Regions from separate parts of the Homo sapiens genome. Here region 1 is linked to region 2. The links are chromatin loops, found by intact Hi-C in ENCODE. Cell type or tissue: endothelial cell of umbilical vein. All regions are shown on one strand. Each heading gives the region's core, and the rest is flanking DNA. Links, peaks and the distances in the headings are about the cores only.

Region 1 (12,083 bases), core at 2,503-10,502, 66 kb before region 2:
ATAGTTTTCATTACTCTGCATATTATGTCTTTTATAGGTGTACTTGTGTTTCCTGGTTGTCTGGTTCTCCTACTCAAAAGAACAGAGATTTTATCTTATTTGTGACAGTATTCTCATGACTTAGAGCCTGGCACATCGTAGAAGCTCAATAAATAATTGTTAGATGAATGAATGAATGAGGAACATGGTTGTGTTATCAATAAATGGTTGAGATAGTAGTATTTAGAAAACAAAAATGACTTAGATAAGTGATTCTCAAAGTACGCTCCACAGACCAGGAGTACCACCATCATCTAGGAGCTTACTAGAAATGCAAATCCTGGGACCCCCCAGCCCAGACCTACTAAGTTAGAAACTGGAGATAAGCAGAGTGATCTATTTTTTATCAAGACCTTCCAAAGATTCTGGATGCATGGTAAGTTTGAGAACCACTGGTTTCAGGGATAGGCCAAACCTAGCCTACTACCTATTTTATAATAAAATTTTATTGGAACACAGCCACTTGCATTCATTTACGTGTTATCTATGGCTGCTTTTGCACTACAACAGCAGTACTGAGTACTTGCAACACAGACATTATAGCCCACAAAGCCTATAATATTTACTATCCAGCCCGTTATAAAACAATTTTGATTACCTCTAGTTTAGATCAACGCCTTATGCTATGTAATTACGGCAAAGTAAACACATACGATTCATCTTCTTTTTCACCGAAATCCCACTGAAATTAAAGAAAAGCTATGGCTAAAGAAGGCACCATAGCATACTGAAAAACAGAAAAGGGTAGCATCAGTGGACCAGATTATTTGAGGAATTTCCAGGACATAAAAAACATCTCGGAGAGAGGAGACAACAGTGAGATCAGATTAAAAGAAACAAGTATAGAGACTGCACCACAAGATTCAAATAGAGGCTATTGCAAAAAGCAGCAATAGTTTCTAAGAAAACCGCAGATGAGTATTATTTTCCAAGTAAGCAAGCTAAATCAACCACCGAGAAAACATTGGGTGAATCATTAAAGGACTACCATCAGAAGATCTGGCCAGTGACCCTTCTACCCAAAGACTTGCACAGCTGGCTACAGATCTCATTTATAAACAAAGCTAAAAGGCTTTGGGAAAGGCTCATGGCTTCAGTATTGGAGTCTGAGAAGCAGAGTACAGCAAGACTGCCACAGTGACAGCAGAGGCACAGGAAGAAAAGGGAAGTCTGACTAGAGCATTTGCCACCAAGAAAAAGTGTCATGTACAGGTCTCTAAAGTAAGAGTACTGAAATAGGAGACTCCCAGAATAGCTTCAGGAAAAAGTACAAGGTAAGGACAGGAAGCCCATGTTTACCCAGTAAACAAACTACTTCCCCATAGTTATGGATTAAATTATGCCCCCCCAAAAAGATATGTTAAAGTCCTAATCCCTGGTACCTCAGAATGTGACCTTATTTGGAAATAGGTTATTGCAGATGTAATTAGTCAAAATGAGGTTACAATGGAGTATGGTGGTCTCTCAATCCAATATGACTTGTGCCCTTGTAAGAAGAGAGAGATGGCCGGGCACAGTGGCTCACGCCTGTAATCCCAGCACTTTGGGATTCCGAGGCGGGCAGATCACTTGAGGTCAGGAGTTTGGGACCAGCCTGACCAATATGGTGAAACCCCGTCCCTACTAAAAACACAAAAATTAGCTAGGTGTGGTGGCAGGCACCTATAGTCCCAGCTACTCAGGAGGCTGAGACAGGAGAATTGCTTGAACCCGGGAGGTGGAGGTTGCAGTGAGCCGAGATCGTGCCACTGCACTCCATCCTGGGTGACAGAGCAAGACTCCATCTCAAAAAAAAAAGAAGAAGAAGAAGAGAGAGACACAGAGAGGAGAATGCCATATGAAGACATGAAGACACACAGACACAGAGAGAAGACAATCATGTGAAAGGAGAGACAGAGGGCCAGGCATGATGATTCACATCAGTAATCTCAACAATTTGGGAGGCCTAGGTAAGAGAATTGCTTGAGGCCAGGAGCTCAAGACCAGACTGAGCAACATAGCAAATCCCTGTATCTACAAAAAAAATAAAAAATTAGCCAGGCATAATGGCATGTACTTGTAGTCCTAGCTACTTGGGAAGCTGAGGCAGGAGGATCACTTGAGCCCAGGAGTTTGAGGCTGCAGTGAGCTATAGTGCACTGCAGCCTGGGTGACAGAGCAACACCCTGTCTCTTAATAATAATAATAAAAAGACAGAGGCAGAGAAGCTCGAAGAAGAAAATAATCTCCTAGAGGCTTTGGAGGTTGCATGGCCTGACAGTACTTAGATTTTGGACTTTTAGCCTCCAGTACTGTGAAAAAATAAATTTCTATTAAGCCACTTAGTTTGTGGTTTGTTAGGGCAACCCTAGGAAACTAATACAGTAGACCTCCGGGCCACACATTCTACTGCTCCCTCTTTATCACCAAAAGTGGAACCCGAATTAACAGACAATCAAATTATCACCAAATACTTGGGGAAAATTAACATCATTAGAAAGGATCATCTGATTCAAATAACTGAATAACTAAAACTTGAAGAAAATTAATGGCAGCAACAGAATAAGACTTTTTAAGTATAATTTATTTGGAGGTATTCGAGAATATATTACTTTAATTAGCAAAAATATGACAGCTATGAAAAAAACAGAAACAATTGGGATTCTTGGAATTAAGACTATTATTACTATTTTTTTTTTCTTAGGGATGAGATCTCACTATGTTGCTCAGGCTAGACTCTAACTCCTGGGCTCTAGTGATCCTCCTGCCTCTGGCTCCCAAGCAGCTGGGACTACAGACCAGCATCACCACACCCAGTTTAGTTACAAAATATTTTTTAAACTATAAAAAACTATTCTGCATAGTAAAACACTGTTTATTAAGTTAAAAAAAGAAAAACACTCATGGAAAACAACAAAATACCTTTTGGCATACAAAAAGACATGCATATTTAAGAACATATATGAAATATCTTAAATAGAAACAATGGTGGGGAGAATGGGAACACGCGTCAAGGATGAAAGTTTTAAAAATAAACAAATAAGCTGGGCATGGTGGCTCACGCCTGTAGTCCCAGCACTTTGAGAGGCCAAGGCAGGCAGATCACCCAAAGTAGGAAGTTCGAGACCAGCCTGACCAACATGGAGAAACCCCATCTCTACTAAAAATACAAAATTAGCTGGGCATGGTGGTGCATGCCTGTAATCCCAGCTACTCAGGAGGCTGAGGCAGGAGAATCGCTTGAACTCGGGAGGCAGAGGTTGCGGTGAGCCAAGATCGTGCCATTGCACTCCAGCCTGGGCAAAAAGAGTGAAACTCCATCTCAAAAATAAATAAATAAGTAAAATAAACAAATGAGCAATCCTAAGCCAAAAGAACAAAGCTAGAGGCATCACACTGTCATGAGATCCTTGGGGTGTTGCTTTGCCAGCCGGAAAACCTCTGTGGCTGGTGGCACATTTCCCCAGGTTTTTACTCAGGCCCACTGGGCTCATTCCACCCACCTGGCCTGGCAGGCTGTGCTTGGCTCACACCACTGGCCCAAATCTCATGCCTACCAAGGACGAGCCAGGCACAGAGTAGCAAGGGGTATGTGAGTGAGAGTGGGGTTCAGCCACTGGGCACAGCCAGGCACACCGGCTGTGGTAAGGTTGGCAGCTCCAGGTGCCAGCATGGGTGCCAGCTCCCTATGAGGCTGCATCTGGACCAGGCATACCTGAAGCAGCTTCCACAGCTGGCACCAGGGAATGCGGTAGCACCCAGAAGCTTGGAGATGCCAGGAATCTGCAGAGCCTCAGAGAGGGTGGCACAGCCCTGGTTTGGGGAGCTCCTAGGTCTGGGATCCCCAAAGGGCCACAGCTGTCTCTCCTTCTCTCTTCTTTCTTTCTTGTTGCCTGCAACGTGGTGAGCAAGGGGCATATTTCATCCCTGTTTTTGTTACAGCTCTTTTAGCCCTCCCATTTGGCAAGTCCTGAGTTCTTGTCTTGCATCCAGGAAGAATGATGTACGCAAACAAGTGGAGGTGAGCAAGGTGAAGAGGAGCTTTATTGAGTGACAGAGGAGACCCTGGAGTGGGTAGCTCTTCTCCACAGGCAGTCATCTGATCATCTCCTTGATCTGGCTGAGCCCAGGGGTTTTATGGGCTTCAGAGGGGAGGAAGGGGTGGTGGTTGGTTCATGGGTGGCCATGGGGAGCCCAGAGAAAGCACCATAAGTTCCCATCCTGGCTCTTCAGCCAGGCCTCTGGATTCAGGCCATCCATGGCTCAAAGGTGGGGCTTCACTAGGGACCTGCCTCTTTCTGCCCTGCCTCCTGCTGTCATCCATAGCACTCAGGCTGTTTGTGCCAAGAGGCAACTGCAGGCCAGTGCCGAGCTGCCTTCAGCAACCCCCCTCACCCTCTCCCGTGCTTGTTGATACCCAAAGTCTGAAGGGCGCCAAGGCAGCAGGGGTCTGGTGTGTCAGCACTGCTCCAAGCATGTGCACCCACCCAGATTGTGACAGCACCCAGGCTCAGCCTCAATTTTGCTTCAAGATCAGAGCAGGCACCAGGAGTGGGGAGAAGCCAGGCTGTGGGAGCAGACACCTCCAAGCCTGAGGGGGCAGAGGGGCTTCCTGGGCCCCCAAGAACACAGGTATGCCCAGGTCCACAGCTGTGGCTTGGGTGGCTGCAGCTGTACCTGGGAAGCTTGAGGCTTCTGCACTGCCAATTCGGAAGGGCATGAGGCTTCTGCCTGTTCCCAGCTCTCACCAGCTCCATGAAGCTCAAAGCCAAGGCAGCGCCTCCCCACCTGCAGCTGGTGTCTTCGCAGCCACCACTCCAGGCAGGCGGCTGCTGCCATCAACATTACCCGACTTAAAATTATATTACAAGGCTTTCTATCAGGGTAAACTGTCAGTCAAAAAAAGAACAAAAAAGAAATAGAAAAAAATTATGCTACAAAAATATAGTAATCAAAATATCATGGTACTGGCATAAAAATGGACACATAGATAAACAGAACAAAATAGAGAACTCAGAAGTAAAGCCATGTACCTCCAGCCAACTCATCTTTAACCAAGTTGACAAATGTAGAAGAATGAAACTGGTCCCCTATCTCTCACCATATACAAAAATTAACCCAAGATAGATTAAAGACTTAAATTTAAGACCCAAAACTAAAAAAATCCTAGAAGAACACCTAGGAAAAACTCTTCTGGACATTGGCCTAGACAAAGAATTCATGACTAAGGCCTCAAAAGATTCAGAGGGGTAGGAGGGGAGTAAAGGATGAGAAATTACTCAGTAGGTACAATGTACGTTATTTGGGTAGTGGTTACACTAAAAGCCCAAACTTTACCTTTATGTAATATAACCATTTAAGAAAACGAACTTGTATTCCCTAAATTTATACAAATTAAAAATGAATGAATGAATGAAACAAGACACATGGGCAAATTATAAAACTGTGCTATGAATTAAGATGGTGTGATTAACTATTTACACCCAGGATCCAAAAAGGAGAAAACTTTACATATTAATAGGGAAACTAATTTCCAAAATAGATATAGCTGAAGATTAATTTACAGAACTAAACGTCTAAACTGAGGGATTCTCCCAGAACACAGTTCAAAAGAAAAAATTCATAAAATGGAAAACTTTAAAGAAGAGTTAAGGGGCATGAAAAGAGACCCAAATGATCTCAAATACCCATTGTGTAAGTTTCAGAAGGATGCAATAGAAGCAATAAAATAAGAAAACAAATAAATAATGGAGGGAAATTTCTTGGAGCTAGAGAAAGACACTAGACTTCAGAGCAAAACCTCTGTAAGATGAAGGGGCTGAGGAGGGAGGGGAGGAATGCACGCCTTTGCAAGCTTGATGGAACTTCAGGCCACCAAGGATAAAGAGAAAAATCCCAAAAACTTCCATAAGGAAGAAACAGACTTTTTTCTTTGGAAAGAAGAATCTGATTCCAAATAATTGAGGAGACAAAGTAGGTGATTATGCACATTGCTAAGATTTGGCTCTAGAAAAAGCTGGGCAGTAGATGGTATTGCTAGAAGGGATGTCATCAATAGTGAGCTAAGTGTACTAAAATTATCATTTTTCTCACAAAGCTTCATGTTCTGAAGGGAAAGAGGCAATTATAATTCTGGTCCCAGCTATAAATGGGCTGGTGCCAATGTATCATCACCCAACTGCTTCTCTAAAATCCAGCTAGCATCCGTCTCTCATAAGAAGCAGCATTTATACGAAGACATTCTAATGTCTACACATCTATAATCCAATATCTGTAATATAATCTATAATCTAATATCTGTAATCCAATATAATATCTGTAAATGCTAACTAGCATCATTTCAAATTATAAACCCCTATGAAGTCTCCCTGATAACTGACAATGAAGCCAGCATACGGAGACTTTTCCAGAGTCATGAGCTTGTGGGTGGCAGAACAAGGGCTGGGAGGCAGGCCTCCTGACTTTGTAGCCAGTACTGGTGCCACCATGTCATGCTGACAGCTCAGCACCAATCCTTCTATACTCTCGTGTTTTCTCCTGTTTGTGATAAAGTATGTACATCTGTGTCATTGGAAGGCTTGGAGAAGAGTCCAAAGGTGCAAAACAAAGCAAATCTCCCCACGCCTGGCAGAATCTTCAGTCCTGGCCTAATGAGCTCACCAGCTCAGTAAGTTCTGCGACTGCTTCGGGTTACCAAAAGAATAGAGTATGTAACAGTGCTAGGAAAAGAGACACTTAAAAACCCACATCCAGGCATTGTTCAATGACTGCTCATAAATACTTTATGGCAAAATTCTTTCTGGTGGCACAGAAGGCCATGAACAATCTGACACCTCCATTAGTCACCTCTGTTAGTCACCACTACGACTTCCTGACCCATCTCTGGGTTTCACTTCAGTTTTTAGATACCCAGCCCTAACAATTAAGCAAAACTTCATTGATAGTTCCTCTTCAAAAGTATTTCCAGAATAACTATTAAAATCCCATGGACTAGTCAAGATAGTGAGATATGCTTTTGAGTGAACAGCCACCATTTCTTCCTTTTAGAGATTTATTTTTTAACTTAACAAAAAGCAAATCTAATGTGAAACTTAATGAAAATTGTTTCAAAAACTTGAAATGCAACTACAAAATAGCCCATTATTGCCTAAGCTTTCTATACTTAACTAGTTTTCTAAATCTATATTACATAGGCTAGAGAAATAACATATTGTTTTTATATGTACAATCCAAATCTAGTCTCTCCGAATTTTCTTTAAGGCCAACTATTTTAATATAGGCCAGTATTTTACTCTATTATTCAATCGCAAACCACGTTTCTTTCCTCACAGTAGTGCATTTTGACAAAATCAATCTTTTCATTCTTTTCAGCAAATAATACAGAAATTGGGATTCATTCATGAGAAGTCAGTGAAAATAAAAATGATTTCAGATTTTCTTTACATTTGTATAATATCACTAGTAGAGGAGGAATGGCTTTCCAGACCACTTGTTAGGAAAAAAATATGAGTGGGAAATTACACTAAGCCTATATAAACAATTCCAAAGTAGAATTCTCTTTTCTCCTTGGTAAATAAATGCTTGATTTTCATAATTCAACATATAATTTTAAACTAGGGCAACCAAACTTGTGACATGAAAAGAGGAATTTTATTGTTAAGTTACACTGGTATACTGCAAAGTCATACCAAAAAAAAAGGAGCAAAATATATTTTTTAATAATCTTACACAAGAATGCTCAAGAATCTTCTACATGAGGTAACTACAGAAAAAAAGAACACTAGGTCAGCTGAAGGCTGAACTAAATTTGTTCCATAAAAGTTGGTGAGTTTCATTTTTCGCTTCTAAGGGGATAAAGGAAAAAGAATGTGCATTGTGTTTAAGAAAACCCAGAATACTGCCAAAAGTTTGCCACCCACTTTGGCATTCTGCCTTTATCCTGAAAGATAATTTCTTCTCCATTATAAACAGCCTATGTGAGATGAACTGTCAACAAGAGGGAAGCTAGAGTGAGAAACAGAGAAAAAGAACAGCATCATGCAAGGAAAGTTATGAAACAAATTGACTCTTGATTCTCTCTTGGCTTGCCTTTCTTAATGCAAATAGAATTAAAAAGTCAAATAGCCCTAATGTTAGCCAGGTGAAGTGTGGTTAGAAATGGTTGACTGGAAATTCCCTTGCTTTCATCAAACAATTGTTATGTGAATATTGCATCAGCTTGGTCCTTTTGATGTTCCTACATGACTTAAGAAAACTTTGTATTTCCAGTAGTGTATTTCCAATGACAAAAACTCTGCTGTGTGATTTTAGAAAATCACTAAAATTACCAGTGCTTTTGCTAGATCTTTCACAGTTGCAAAAACAAATGTTTTTGAACAAGGCTCTATTTTTCATGAAAATATTCAACTGAATGCAGGGAAAGTAAATGCAAAATATCTAGGGAAGGCACCAATCAAATCATGCAAGAAGAGATTTTTCTAGACTTCAAAGAAAAAGTATTCAGTGACTCCAAGGTGTGGGGCAAGGGAGGCAGGGGAGTGATGAATTTGTTTTCTTTGCATTGTTCCACTTCCTTGTTTGCTGTGTTGCACAAACTCTATTGAATATCAAGATTTGGCCTCTTATGAATAAGATACTTAATAGAGAAGAATGTCAGTTTTTTCAAGCCCATAAATACCTTTTAAATGTTCTTAGAATTTTACAATTGGATGAAAAAGCATCAAAAAACATAGTTTGTATAATTTTATCATTAAAAATATTTTCCATTATTATTCAAGGAGTTCATTGATGCTGAATACAAAATGCCTAAGATTTATTATTTAAGTTTATGAGCTAAAGGAAATCTTAGTGTTTATCTAGCCTAACTTCCTTGTTCTACATTTCTGTTTTGTTTTTTCAAATGATGTATCTTGTTTGCTTCACGATTATGTTAAAGAAAAAGTTTTTTTTCAGAAATAAGAAATAGATTATAAATTTTTAAAAAGGAAAGAAAATTGAGGAAAAAGGGAATTAAAGGATATTGGATAATATAGAGAAAGATATTTATAGGGCATAAAATCATTTCTAGTGGAAGGAGGACACATGGGTTTGTCATTGCCAGAGCACCTTTTGTTTTTCTGAGCATTTTGTGAGATGGCCAATTTTACCCAGCATAGAATCGAGTAAGAATGAAACTGAAATAATTTGCAAAGTTGAAAGTTGAGTGTGACCATAAGCCTCCAATCCTAGTTCCAGCCTGCCCACCATGCTGGGAATATAGTTTGGATATTTGTCCCTGCCCAAATCTCATGCTGAAATATAATCTCCAATGTTGGAAGTAGGACCTTGTGGGAGGTGTTTGGAACATGGGAGCAGATCTCTAGAAGCTGAGCAAATGCCAGCACCATGCTTCCTGTAAAACCTGAAGAACCATGAGCCACTTAATCCTCTTTTTTTATAAATTACTCAGTCTCATGTGTTACTTTACAGCAAGGCAAAAATGGCTTAATACCTTGGGCATGCTCCAGTAGAGATTAGAATTCACATGAAACAACAAATGAGAAACAGGGAGAAAACTATTAAGAGGTCTATGGTAGGGAAGATTGTGGCTATTGTCTCCATTTACTTTTAGAATTTCTTCGTGTGTGTGTGTGTGTGTGTGTGTGAGAGAGAGAGAGAGAGAGAGAGAGAGAGACAACTAGTAGAAACAGAGTAACCAAATCTCTTAACTGGAAATGACTTTATATGTTGTATTACTAAAAGACGTCCAATTTCCAACATCCTGAATATATACAGTGACAGAGGACAGATAACTCACTATTTTATGGGGTAGTTTATTCATTTTTGTAAATACCAGCCATTGTTCTTAATATTGTTATCAAGGGTCTCAACCCGAAAATAAATTCATCTCCCCTACCCATCTTTCGCAACAACAAAGCAAAAAATTCCCCTTCCAGACTTTGTCACATCTGTTAATGACATAGCCATTTTATCGAACTCAAAAACTTTGTGTTCCCTTGCATTTAAAAATCCAGTTATCAAGTGTTGCTAATTCCAATTTGGACTCCGTAGCATCCATTCCTACCCAGTTTCGTTTACAGCATACCATCACTTCTGCTGTACATTTATTCATCACACAGACAAACTCTGATATAATATGGAGGAAGATTATGCAAGGGCATGAATACTAGGAGGAACCATTGAGGAATATCATGGAGGCTGGCCACCACACAAGGTAACAGAATAGATGACCACTGATAAGATCACTGGGAAGAGGACATCTTTCTCCATAGGTCTAGAAGGAAAAGTTCTAGAGATAACTCTGTCTTAGTTTAGATCATGTGCCCATCTCTGAACCAATAATTATGACCAGAGAAATGGACTCCCTTAGTTAACCAGACTTGGGTCATGTGCTCTACCTATGGCTTTTTTTTTTTTTTTTTTTGAGATGGAGTCTCGCTCTGTCCCCCAGTCTTGAGTGCAGTGGCGTGGTCTCGGCTCACTGCAAGCTCTGCCTCCCATGTTAACACCATTCTCCTGCCTCAGACTCCCAAGTAGCTGGGACTACTGGTGCCTGCCACCACACCGGCTAATTTTTTTGTATTTTTAGTAGAGACAGGGTTTCACCATGTTAGCCAGGATGGTCTCGATCTCCTGACTTGTGATCTGCCCGCCTTGGCTTCCCAAAGTGCTGGGATTACAGACGTGAGCCACCGCACCCGGCCTACCTATGGCTTTTGAGGGCAAATGGTGTCATCTCCACCTGAATCACTGAATCAGAAAAGAGGGGATGCTGAACGGAAATACTACATATATCCTCTATTCTACCTCACATTTCAACTGCTTTCTTGGTCTTCTAAACATCCTCATATTACTGTCTCTATCTTCCTTTTCAAACAGTACATAGCTGACAAATTAACTTCAGTAAAACTCAACTTGGATCATATGTTTTCTTTTCTCAAAATCTTCCCTAAATGGGTCCTCACACTTAAAAGGTAAGTCCTTAGTGCTTACCTGGCATTCACACTTTTCTATAATCTCAACCCAGATTCTTCTGGTCTAATCTACAATTTTATACCTCCCTAAAAAAGTCAATTTACTCACTTTCTTCCTAAAATGACTTTGACTCCATGGCCTTGTTCACATTGTTCACATTCTTCATTCACCAAGAATACTTTTCTCTCTTCTTTCCTGTTCAAAGTCTACCCATTCTTCAAGTGCAAGTCAGAGTTTACTTCCATATAGATTTTTATAGTCATCCCAGCCTGAAGGAACTCCTTTCTCTCCCTTTCGCTCTCATGGTATTTTTGTTGTATCATTCTTAAATAATGATAAATGTTTTATTCTATTATGAATTCATATTTCAATAAGTAACACATATTATCTAGCTATCCATATTGCAAACTTCTTAAAGGCAAGGACAATGGCTTATATTTCTTTTCATTCTGTGAGAGACGTAGCTTGCATTTAATAAACATTTATTATATATCTGGATAATTATAAATATGAATATAGATATTAGTGTCACTATACTATGGCACTCAGTTTTAAAAAGAAACCTTCAACACACTAGCTTCAACCAAAGTCCACACCAGACAAGAGCTGTTCAGTAATTAGAAAGACACTACAATTCTAAAACGATGTGCACTTACTACTACATAGCTGCAGAAAATGAGTTGCTACTTTTCAAAATGAACGGGATTGCTGAAGCAATAATCTAGATTATTTTAGCCAACAGTAATATATATATATATATATATATATATATATATATATATATATATATATATATACTCCTACTTCAAGCTAGCTATCTACAATGGTTAGATATATCACGTACTGCTATTTTGCTCTTAAAAGAGTTTGTTTGAACTGAAGCATAGTCAGCACAAATTACTTCTGGGAAACCATTTCTGAGAGAATTTGGCTCTTTACATCTTTGGCCAGAATTCCTTGAGTTTTGGCTTCCAGTCTGTATTTTGCTTTCCTGGTAGAAATGTGTACTCCTAGTATCTTGCTGGCAAGGATGCCTCTGCCAAAAGGAAATACACACTACTTTATTCATGAAAGGACGGGAACACTCTCAG
Region 2 (12,083 bases), core at 1,572-9,571:
AATTTCTGTTGTTAAAGCCACCCAGTCTGTGGTATTTGTTACAGCAGTCTTCAAAAACTAATACAAGGTTCATAGAATCAAAACAAGTCAATTTAGATATAGAACTCAAATAATTAATGTCATTGGAACAAACCTGTCTGATTAATCTTGCTCCACAACAAAGACAGTTCTATCCTGGGGTTATTGCACTATAACTACCCACCATTTAAACACAATAAATAGTTGTTCTAAAATCTCGGGAACATTTTTTTTTCATATAATTATTCCCATGTCATGGAACTGAAGCTTTGGGTAAAAGCGCTTTATAAATTCTTCTTTTAATTTTTTTTACTTTCAATTTGTTTACTTTTCCACTAAACACGAGTAGTTCCTGCAGCTTCCTACTTAAAAATCACTTGCAGTTTGGGTTATTGTTAGTATACTTTTCATTAGAATGGTTGTCTTCAGGGGTGACTATTCTTTTACTTTCGTTTTCTGTTCCACGTGCTTATTCTTCCCAAATGTACATTAATGATTCTGTTGGAAAGAGGTAATTACTTTTGTTTTGTTTTTAGGCTTTGTTTCTGTGCTGTCAACCTGAAAAAGTTTTTTAAAACAGTGAAGTATAGGCTGGGAGCGGTGGCTCACGCCTGTGATCCTAGCACTTTGGGAGGCCAAAGTGGGCAGATCGTTTGAACCCAGGAGTTCAAGACCAACCTGGGCAATATGGTGAAACCCCATCTCTACAAAAAACAACAAAAATTAGCCAGACACGGTGGCACACACTTGTAGTTCCAGCTGCTCGTGAGGCTAAGGTGGGAGGTGGGAGGATCACCTGAGCCCAGGGAGGTCAGGGCTGCAGTGAGCAGAGATCACGCCACTGCACCCCAGCCTGGGTGACAGAGTGAGACCCTGTCTCAAAAAAAAAAAAAATTAAGTATAATAAATTCTGGTTTTGTATGCATTTCTTCTCTTACAGAATTTCCCTAAAGCTAACCTACTAAAAACTATGACTAGATTTCATATGTGCTATAAACATTCTTTATTTAAAATAAATTACTCTAATTCAGAAAGGAATAACATTTGCTTGCACATTTAGAACATCTGGCATTAGAGACTATAAAATTCATATATAGTCTCAAATACTTATTAGACATATTCTTAATTCAAGAATATATAATTATTCATATGATTAGAAATAATTATAATTTTACTAAACATTGCTAATTAGGCAGAGTACAAACAAGAAAAAGTCAGAAGGAAAATAGAACCACAATTTGCAATATATTTATTTTAAAACATTTTTAGCTTTCTTTGTTACTTTTAAAAGTAAAACTTGTAAGTCAATATATTATTAAAACTACTAGTTAATCTTTAAGTCTACAGGTGCTACTAAGAAATTGCAATTTGTAACTTAACAGAGATATTAAATTCTGTAGAATTGTTACCACATTCAAGCATTTCTATTCTGTAGGTATAACTCATTTCCCATGTTTCTCTGCTATTTATCTTTTTGCTGAAATAATTTACTCCTTCAGTAGTCATTTCACCCTTTCACCCTTCTGTGTTTTTGTGTCATAACAGAAGAATCACTAAATAATGATTAAAATTAAGTCAACATACCAAATATAAAGTTAAAGCTTTTATGAAGCTTAATCTTTGTGCACTTACCAAGAAGAAAAGTAAACCCACTATTATTTGGGAACAAAGGACTTGGAAAATCCACGAATGGAATAATTAGTGAAAACCAGTTTTATGGATGCTGTTAAAACTACTCCAAAGCAATAATAATGACAACACACATAAACATACACACACACACACACACACTCACACACATGAGCAGTGCTTCTCAAATTTTGATGTGAGGCTGAGGATCTTGAGAGATCAGAATCTCAGAATGGAGATTCTGAGTCAGTAGGTCCACCAGGCGGCAAGAGAGTCTCCATTCCTAACAGAGTCCCTAGTAATGCCAGTGCAAGTAGCCCAAGGACCCCATTTTGAGTAGCAAGGACCTGGAGTATTTACCTTACTTTGGATAACTTACAAAATGCTTTAATTTGGCTTCAAATCAAAATAAAAAGTAATTTATAATCCTTGAAATCTTTTAATGAACATTTTTTGAGTGACTAGTATGATATGGACCAGGAAGTCCCAAAGTATGTTCTCCAGACCAATAGCATCAACATTGTTTGGGAACTGGTTAAAAGCACATATCCTTGGGCCTCACCCAGACTTACTGAAGCAGAGACTCTGCAGGTAGGGCTTGAGATTCTGTTTTAACTATTTCTCCAGACGATTCTGATACACATTAGGTTTTGAAAACTACTGCTCTAGACAGTATGCTGAGGGTCTGGGGTGCATATCAAAGTGACTCTCAAGAATCTCAGTACAGTAGGAAGGGGTCCAATTGCTGAACCAGTTGATACCATTAAGTATGTGATGAGTACAAAAACGGAATGACAGACAAGGTTGCACCCAACACAGCAAAGGATGTAAAGGTTTCCTAGAAAATGTCATGTTAACTGAATTTCATAGGGATTAGCCATCTGAAGACGGTGGCATGTACAACATAATGCAAATGTTATGCGGGAGGAAACCTGCTGGCACCTTTCGAAAACTGCAGTAATTCACCCAAGATGGCTGGCTGTGGGGTGTTTGAAGACTCCTCTACCCTTGTCCTTCTCACCTGTCCATGAGTAAAACAAATACCGTTAGAGCTAGAAAAAAAAAATTACAAAGCTGAGTCTATTAACTTGCCAAGCAAGAGAACTTACTCCATGAAGAATTTCACTGAGGAGGGAAAGTCAGGGGTTTTTAAATGTTAGAAGTGGGGAGCTTATGGGGCTTATGCTAATTAAGCATTGGAAACTGGCACTCTGGATATGGGGCAGAATGAATATATAGGTCTCTACACCATTGGTTAAATAAAATAAATATCCCATTGTTCACTAGTCAGGAAAGTCTCTTCAGTTAGGTCCAGTGAGGAAGGTGCCTGTCTAAGGTTACTGAGGCTTAAAGACCCTTATCAGCTTCAGCCTGTGCTGTTAAAATACAAGAGTCAGTTGATGTCTCCTAGGCAAGCTCTACTTTAAGTGGAAATTTTTCCTTTCCCCTCCCTCCTCTTCATCTTTCCTGATCCTGAGATGCTAGGATGACCACACAAAGGATATGCAAATAATCCAATTGTCAGCTCTCTGCCACCATCTTGGTTTGGGGTGCCATTCCACAGGATTCCATTGTATTCATCCAAGTAGTTTCAGTCTCCTTTCGATGTGGTTTACTTGGACTGTGTAACAGCAATTTAAGTCATATGAATAAAACACTTAACATGCTTTGCACTTTCCCTAGGTGGAAGCAACCTTAGACCTACTAAACTGCCCTCTAGATGTAATAAGGCCTAAGAATGGTTCTAAAGATATCTATCAGTAGCTAGGCAGCAGAGTGGTGCAGCAGAAGCATGCTGGGCCCATAAAGATACCAATGAGTAGCTGTAGAGATGAAAGAAAAACAAAAAGAATGTGGAAGCCTAGGCAAGGGGGTTGTAAAAAGAGGAGAGGGGTCAACAGTGTAAAATACTACAGACTAGTATAACAGGATGAGAACTGAAAAATGTTAATAGACTTTGACCCCAAGTGTTGGTGATCTCACAGTTTCAGAGGGCTGAGGATGAGAAAAGCGGAAGAATGACTAGAAGTGTGGAAACAGGTGCTAGAAATGCTCACTACTCTCAACAAAACTTGGTCTCTTCGGCTAGGATTTACAATCAAATGCTGCCAGTCCTAATCTAGTGTTACCATTTTTCTTTTAGGGCCAGAAATATTCAACGTCTGAGGCAGAAGGAACCTTCAAAATCACTTATCAACCTCATTCTAGAAATGAGGAGAGAAGCTCTGAGAAGTGAAGTAATATTTATTTTCATTGAATTTATATGTAATTTTAAATTCATAAATTCTATGGAAGATACAAAAATGCACGTTTAAATCTTGAATAATTTTTGAAAGTTTAAAAAACAGATTAAAAGAGTTAGAGTTTTTTAAATTTTCAGTTATGGTGTTTGAGTTATTAAATTATACTGATGATCATCATGAGAAGCTTTCCATTATAGTCTTGACCCTTCTTGTATTATTATTCAGTCTACAATGGATAGGCAACAACATGTCAACTGAAAAATCATAAGATCTATAAATTTAGAAAGGAGACTTTGTTTCTTATAATGAGTTACAACCTGCAGGCTGGCCATTCTGCAGGCTGGGAAGCCCAGGCTCCCACAGAGACAGTCAACAGGCACTTTGAAGGAGGTGGGGTTGGAGCAGAAGCTTTATGCTGAATGAGTTGGCTAAACAGACATATTCAACAGATTGTAAGAAGAGCTGTGAATCTTCACTAAGAGGGGTGCTGAATAAACATGCATGTGACATGCATCCCATGCTCACTGTGGAGTGGAAACTTAACATTTAAATGCATTACAGTCCCTATACATCAAAAGGAGAAGCAGAGACATGAATGTACTAGTGCTCAGTCTCTGTAAACCTGCCAGAACCAGTCCATAGTGGGTGGTCTTTTATCAGGGGAAAGTTACTGAATCGGTCCCTTGTCCAATCAAACCTGCAGTTATGACTTGTGGAACAGGAGGGTCTTGTTAGTCAACATCTGGCCATGGATGAGCTGCAATTATTTCAATATTGCTTATGTCGAGGGCAGTTCTTATTTAACAGCTAGAGAAAAATAAAAACATTGCAGCAGTTAAAACAAAGGTTATTCTTTAAGTGTAGGTGTGAGTGACTTAACTCTTGCCTGGCATGGCCTTAGGTCTTGCTTATAATTTGTTATTGCCACAGAGTCCATTCTGTTAGCCTTCTGATCTCCATTTTAACATTAATGCTGGTCAGTTGTTGAGTCTAAGCCCTCAAAGGGAGGGGGAGCCGAGCTTGGTGGCATGTGCACCTGTACTCCCAGCTATTCCCGAGGCTGAAGCGGGAGGATCGTTTGAGCCAGAGGTTGGAGGTTGCAGAGCTACGATCCTGCCACTGCACTCCAGCCTGGGGGACACAGTGAGACCCTGTCTCAAAAAACCAGGGGTGAGGGGGACGTGAAAAGGGAGGAGGTAGGGGGGTATAGCGAGGCGTGTCCGTCCTTCCGTCCCGTCAGGGCGAGGAATTCAGCTTTTAAGGTTTATCGGGGGTCCTCTTGGCCAAAAGGGGGTCCGTTCAGTCGGTTGTGGGGCTTAGGATTTAATTTTTAGTTCTCAAACAGTAATAAAGATAATGATAATCTTGACCATACGGGATGCTGTGCCAAGCACCACTTAACAAACACTGTCATCTCATTCAATCCTCACAACAGTCCTATTTTACAGATGAGAAAAGTGAGACTTCAAGGGATAACTCGCTCTAGATTCAATAAACTGACTCAAAAGCCTTTTAACATTCTGTACAATACCTTTTATGTTTGTTTATTTAACTGTCCAGTTGGGCCACTAAAGTACAGATAAAAGCTGGGGAATGTAAGCGAGACTGGTCACTTCCCTGGGGTGAGAGAAACGCTTTCAACACTATCCGTCCATCGTATCACGCCTAACGTATCCCATAGACATCCCTCACCCCTCCACCCACTCATGCCTGTTTGAAGCAAGACTATGAAGACCGAAACACACCGGGAGCCTAAGGCACCACTCCCCGCTACCTACCGAGGTGCATCCTGCAGGCTCCTTACCGCAAGCCTGCAAACTCGCCCTGCCGGGCGCGGAGTGCAATTAGGCTTTGGGGTGGTTTGGCTCTCCGGCTTTCCGTAGCCTCTGGCCCCGCCCCCTAGCAACGCGCTGGCTTGTGTTAACAACCGGCCCGGGATCAGAGGTCTGGGTCAACTGGGGGGCGGCAGCGGCGCTAAGCGGACTGTATGGCGGTGGCCTAGGCCCCTGGCGGAATTTTGGGACCTTTCGCGACTCTAGCGACTCTCAGGCTGCCTTCCCTTCTCGGTGGCGGGGCCTCTTTGGGCCCAGCGGCTGCGGGCGCACTGTAGGACAGGAAGATCCCCCCACTCTCCACCCCGCCGCCACCGGCCATGTGGACAGAGGAAGCCGGGGCGACCGCCGAGGCCCAGGAATCCGGCATCAGGAACAAGTCTAGCAGTTCCAGTCAAATCCCGGTGGTTGGGGTGGTGACGGAGGACGATGAGGCGCAGGTATGAGCAGGTGTCTGTGCTTTCAGAGGTGGAGGGGGTGGGAGTGAAGTCTCGAGACGGGGTCCAGACCTGGGGGTGGCAAGGGTGGAACTGGGGACAGGAGTGAAGATGGGGGAAGCCGCGGGATGGAGATTCCAAGCGCAGAGCTAATCCTGATCCCCCACCCCCTGCGAACTGCACCGGTTGCGAGGGGCTGGCTGTTGTCAACCATCCTGTCTGGGGACCAGCGCTGTGTGGTCCTCCTGGAGGGTCCTAGCAAACTGAGTAGGCGGGGTTTTGCCGCGCTTCTTCGAAAAGTGGTCATAGAGCTACAGGGAGGAAAGGAATCATTCTTAGCAAAATCTTGATTTGATGACCTGATCAGTTTGAACTGAACTTTTTAATACGTAGATCCCTGTTACCGAGTGATGTTCTTGATATAGATGTAAATTTTCCCATGCTTAAATTTGCTGCGACTAAAGCCTGCACCCAGAGGGGAGGAAAACGCTGTTAAATTAGAAATTAAGCATTTTTAAAATATGAAATTGGAAGCTGGTTGTTACACGTTGGGTCGGAGAGAACCGGGAGAGAATAGAGTTGATTTGTTTTATTATGCTTGTACTGTATTTGGTTTTGGGTTTGCTTTTGTTATGAATACAAAATTCACTCTTGGAAGTTGATCTGTTGAGAAATTCCATTTGAGGCCCTTGGATCTCTATTCGAGGCGGAGGTGTTTAGAAACCCCAAGTTGTTTGTTTCCTACTAGGATTCCATTGATCCCCCAGAGAGCCCTGATCGTGCCTTAAAAGCCGCGAATTCCTGGAGGAACCCTGTCCTGCCTCACACTAATGGTGTGGGGCCACTGTGGGAATTCCTGTTGAGGCTTCTCAAATCTCAGGCTGCGTCAGGAACCCTGTCTCTTGCGTTCACATCCTGGAGCCTTGGAGAGTTCCTTGGGAGTGGTCAGTTGACTGGGGAATAGAGTTGAGCTCTCTGAGGTCTGACATTTACGCAGTAACCTGCGGAGCAACAGCATTTTGCATGAGGAGAAATAGGTGTTAGGGGAATTTGCCTAATCGATTTTGTGGACCTATTCCCCTCTGGGCGGGGAGAATTTTGAGGAACAATAGCTCTCCACTCCCTGGGCTGCAAGAAAGATCAACAATACAGCCATACTCCCAGGCAAGGGGCAAAACTGAAAAGTATGTGAATTTGATAACTGATGGCTCTCAGTCTTCCTTTACTTGCTCCAAGAAAAATTGGGCAACGTTATACAAGGCAAGCAAGCGTGGATTTTTTTTTTTTTTTAGGGAAAAATACTTTTTAAAAGCCATTGCCAAAATAGTCCAAAACATACCAAATGAAACAAGTATACCTGTGTATATGTGTGTGCATTTTCTCCCCATTTTAATTTTCTTTCTTTTCTTTCATTACTACTGCTCTTTCCAGGGCCTAGGATTCTCTTCCAAGAAGAAAGCAATCAATTTGCATTAATTCATGTTTCTGACTTGTTAATTACTAATTCTAAGAGTAGTAACATTTTCGAAGTACTGAGGAAAAAGGTAGTTTCTCCCCAAAGAAATAGAATAGGAACTTTTTATAGCTGGGAGAAATCTTAGTGATCCTCAGCCTTCTTGTTTTTTGCCTGTGGTTGTTTTTACAAATGAGAACCCTAAGTTCATGAGAAGTTAACTGAGTTACTCAGTTTCTTTACTCATAGAATGGGGGTCTAGAGACCCTGGAACGAAAAAATGATAACCTTTTAGGCCTCTGCCTTAGGCCAGTTTAGGAAAGATCCTGGGAACTGTTTCCAGTTCTTTCAAACCACTGCACATTTGCAAACTTCTCTTCTGCCTGTGTGTGCTTCTGAGACAGTATATCCTAGTGGCTAAAGGTGAGAGTATCACAACTACTTCAGTTCATTGTCAGCTTCATCACTTACCAGCTATGTGACCAAAGACCAGTATCTTAACCTTTCTATCAAATGGAGATAATGACAGTACTCATGTCCATTGTAAAGATTAAATTAAATAATATATATAGGCCGGGTGTGGTGGTTCACACCTGTAATCCCAGCACTTTGAGAGGCTGGGGAGGGCAGATCACGAGTTCAGGAGATCAAGACCATCCTGGCCAACATGGTGAAACCCCGTCTCTACTAAAAATACAAAAATTAGGTGGGCATGGTGATGCACGCCTGTAGTCCAGCTACTTGGGAGGCTGAGGCAGGAGAATCACTTGAACATGGGAGGCAGAGGTTGAAGTGAGCCAAGATTGTGCCACTGCACTCCAGCCTGGCGACAGAGTGAGCCTCCGTCTCAAAAAAACAAAACAAAACAAAACAAAAAGAAATAATATATAAGCAAACTTATACAATAATATAGAGAACTTATAGAGAGACCTATATATATAATTGAAAACAAGCAGTTATCAACATCATCATTGTCATTGTCATCATCCTTTATCCAGGGAACTAGAGCTCATAAAGTTATTTGGGCCTTAAAGCTAAGGGATTCTCTAGAATTCTGATTGTTCCCACTGGCTTCCAGGATGTGAGAGTGAGACTGGATGCCCCTGAAATCTTACTTGCTTTAATGCAGATTTCGGTCTGCTCACTTTATCCCTTCAGAGATGTTTCTAAGTTGCAGCTGGATTTCCTAATATAGAAATGCTACTTTGGCTACCTGGGCTTTTGATAGCTGTTTTATATCATTTTCTTTATTACAGACCTAAATTGAACCTTTCAGTTACCCTAACCTTAGTTTTTAGTAATTAAAGAAATAGGCTTGAATATTGCTGCCTAAGGCAGCAGGTAAAATGTACGGGTTATTTTGCTGATTTTTCTGTGTGTATGCTTTACTTCTGCATTAAGTGGTATTTTTTTCCTGCATCTTTCACAAAAATAACTTTGTAAAAGGCAATAGCGCCTATAAATTCTATCTAAGCTACTACAAATGATATTCACAGAGTATTAGATTTTTCTAACTTTAATAACTTTGAAATGTTCTCTGATAGAATTATGGAAAATGTAAATATAGATTATGAGTAAAGTTATTAGTAAATAGGGAAAACAATAGTTTAGGAATCTGGGATTTTGAATTGTTATTTTCATTCCATGTTGTGAACTTCTCATAGACATATTCTATGTAAACATTATATCTTCAAATTTTCTCTCTATAAAAATTTTGATAATCCCTACTGTAGTGATTCCAGCGTCTTCTTTTTTAAAGTGATTATCATACTTTTCCAGTTTCGAAACAATAAAATAGTACCAGAATTTTGGTGGCCATTTTCTAATTGTGAGGAACTTAGGACATGTTGCTTGCCCTTTCTGTGTCTGTTTCCTCATCTGTAAAAGATATTTTTAGAAATGCCTACCTCATCGAATTATTGTGAGAATTAAAGTATTTGTAAGGCATTTAGCACAGTGCCCAGCACATACATTCCAAGTGCCCCATAAATGGTAACTTTCTGCTATTATTAATGACTCTAGTCATAACAGCTTTATTAAATTATTAAATAAATTCAGATGATATTTACAGGGTTATATGGTTTGGCTTTGTGTCCCCACCCAAATCTCATCTCGAATTGTAATCCCCAGGTGTTGAGGGAGGGACCTGGTGGGAGGTGATTGGATCATGGGGGTGATTTCCCCCATGCTGTTCTCATGATAGTGAGTTCTCACGAGATCTGATGGTTTTATAAGAGGTTCTTCCTCTTTGCTCTCTCTCTCTCTGTCTTTCCTGCCACCTGTGAAGGAGGTCTTTGCTTCCCCTTTGCCTTCCGCCATGACTGTTTTTCTTGAGGCCTCTCTAGCCAGGTGGAACTGTGAGTCAATTAAACCTCTTTCCTTTATAAATTACCCAGTCTTGGGTGTGTCTTCATAGCAGTGTGAAAACAGACTAATACACTGGGTATCAAAACCTACCAAATAGGAAGATAGTTCTCAGATTGTTTTTCTAGTATTAATCCCAGTGTTTATGTGGCTCTGGCTTCCTACAGGAAGGTAGAGGTAATGTAGTTTAAAGGGTGCTTTATCCCCTGGAGAGTGATGGGATTGGCAGTGAAATTCACCTTAATCATATGTTGAAATCACAAGATATCTAATTTATCTATTTTCTATTTAGTTTTGTTCCCCTCATTCTAAAGTATCCCAACCCCCTTTAGAGCAGTGCTTCTCAAATTTTAATGTGCATATGGAGCACATGGGGATCTTATTAAAATGTGGATTCTGATTCTGTAGGTCTTAGATGAACCCCAGCACTCCGCTTTTCTAACAGGTTTCCAGGTGATGCTTGTGCTGCTAGTTGGAGGACCTCATTTCCCACTTTGAATAACAATTAATATAATGATTAGTTGACTGGCGTAGGTATCATGCCTGAACTTCCTTGCTCAAATTTGCTCTCCCTCTGAGAACCCATGAGAACTTCCACAATCTTTTAGTTGATATCATATCCTGTCACTGTCAGTAATACTTCCATGAACTGTGTGCTTAAAATTGTCTAGCCTTGTTTATAGGGTTTTTGCAAGAAATAACCTCTGTAGTTGGCTGCATGTGTCTATAGTGCCAGCTACTTGAGAGGCTGAAGCAGGAGGATCGCTTGAGCCTAGGAATTCAAAGCTAGCCTGGGCAACATAGGGAGACCCCCACTCTTTAAAGAGAGGAGAGAGAGAGAGAGAGAGAGAGAGAGAGAGAGAGAGAGAGAGAGAGACTCCTTGGTTGTCCATTGAGGAGTCAGGCAGAGAACTAAGGAACAAAGAACCAGAGTTTCTACATTAGACAGACCTGCTGGCCCATTTATTATTAATAGCTACGTGGCTTTAACAAGTTAGGTCCCAGGGCCTCAGTTTCATTAAGAGGGATAATAGTGCTACCTTTACTTGGTAGATTTGAAGACTAATTGAGATCAAAAATGCCAGACACATGAAAGGACCACTATAAGTGTTAGTCTCTTTCCCTGTAACTGAGTATCAAATGAGCAGGTTTCTCCCTCTGAAATGTCCCTGGGTAAAGTGGGAAATAAGTTCATCCTATAATTTGAATGAAGTAAGTCTGATTGTCTTCAAAGCAATTTATTAAACTTTTGATCTTAAAAGGTTTTGTGAATGCTTTTACAATTTCTCCATAAACATCTTAAGATGATAGTATTTTGGTATTTACATATGTATGTTCTGTTTTGTTTCTATTCTCTGCTTGTGTGATCTCATTTACCCAAAATCTTCAATTGTCACGTTAAGCCTATGATTCAGAAACCTCTGCCCCAAATTTTTCTCATCTCCAACCCCCAACACAAACCTCTTCCTCCAGCATTCCCTGTCTCAGGAAATGGTGAAATCATTTATGTAATTCCTCAAGCCAGGGAATTGTCTTCAGCTTTTTCCTTCTTTCTCCCACTGCGTCCAGTAACTCATTAGGTCTTGATGAATCTACCTCTTGATGTTTTTAATTCCATTTGCTGTTGTCTATACCAGTTGCTGCTACCTATTCAAGGCCCAAAGTTACAATCTACCTCCAACCCAGTCTTCTCCCAGTCTACCTCCAAATCAGTCTCACACAGCATACAAGATGATCTTTTCATAATTAAATTCTTCTGGTTAAATCTTGTGGAAATAAATGAAGGCTACCACAATAAACAGAGACTGTTTATTCAGCGGTTGCTATAGGGAGGGATTCAGCCACTATCACTTTTTGGCAGAGACTCCAATGCAGCCTGGGAAGCTTTATAGTGGTAAAAAGAAAGGTGTGGGGGAGGCTTCAGGTCTACTCTAATTGTAGGTTGCTGACATGGGAAAGCTAGAGGTGGACTAGCTGGAAGTAGGGTATCCTCTGTGATTGACTTGGAAAGCATATTTGGCTTTCTCTGGTTGGTCTTAAGTTGGAAGCAGAGGGACAAAAACCGGGAAAGCTGGCAGTCATTGGCCAAATCCTGACTTTTCTGAGC

What was found. Hi-C counts contacts between places; a loop is a spot of excess contacts. Peaks named below come from ENCODE experiments on the same cell type or tissue, not always from the same donor. Only the 100,000 strongest peaks of a DNase experiment are listed, where the experiment ranks them.
Region 1: a loop joins it to region 2, with 2.3 times the contacts of the local background. A loop is called at or near these places in 9 of 110 quality-filtered maps.

The regions. Positions count from the first base shown.
Region 1 is chr7:90,172,273-90,184,355 of GRCh38, forward strand. All of the region lies in intron 2 of STEAP2-AS1 (STEAP2 antisense RNA 1), which reads right to left. Among named protein-coding and RNA genes, the nearest start is that of STEAP1, 24 kb to the left of the region's middle. RefSeq lists enhancers at 1,059-1,148, 6,622-6,681, 6,692-6,741, 7,960-8,461. In endothelial cell of umbilical vein, for the core only: no CTCF peak of the experiment used is centred there; DNase peaks (open chromatin) are centred at 6,809, 8,039 and 8,559; H3K27ac peaks cover 3,215 bases.
Region 2 is chr7:90,239,383-90,251,465 of GRCh38, forward strand. It overlaps CFAP69 (cilia and flagella associated protein 69), which reads left to right and starts at 5,792. Exons shown (of 23, transcript NM_001039706.3): 1 at 5,792-6,162. The coding sequence starts at 6,043. LOC107986819 (a long non-coding RNA gene) reads right to left here and starts at 5,749. Exons shown (of 2, transcript XR_007060423.1): 1 at 5,695-5,749; 2 at 1-4,697. It also overlaps a transcript of STEAP2 not described here. RefSeq lists an enhancer at 6,657-7,169. In endothelial cell of umbilical vein, for the core only: a CTCF peak has its summit at 5,738; a DNase peak (open chromatin) is centred at 5,769; H3K4me3 peaks cover 1,318 bases; H3K27ac peaks cover 223 bases.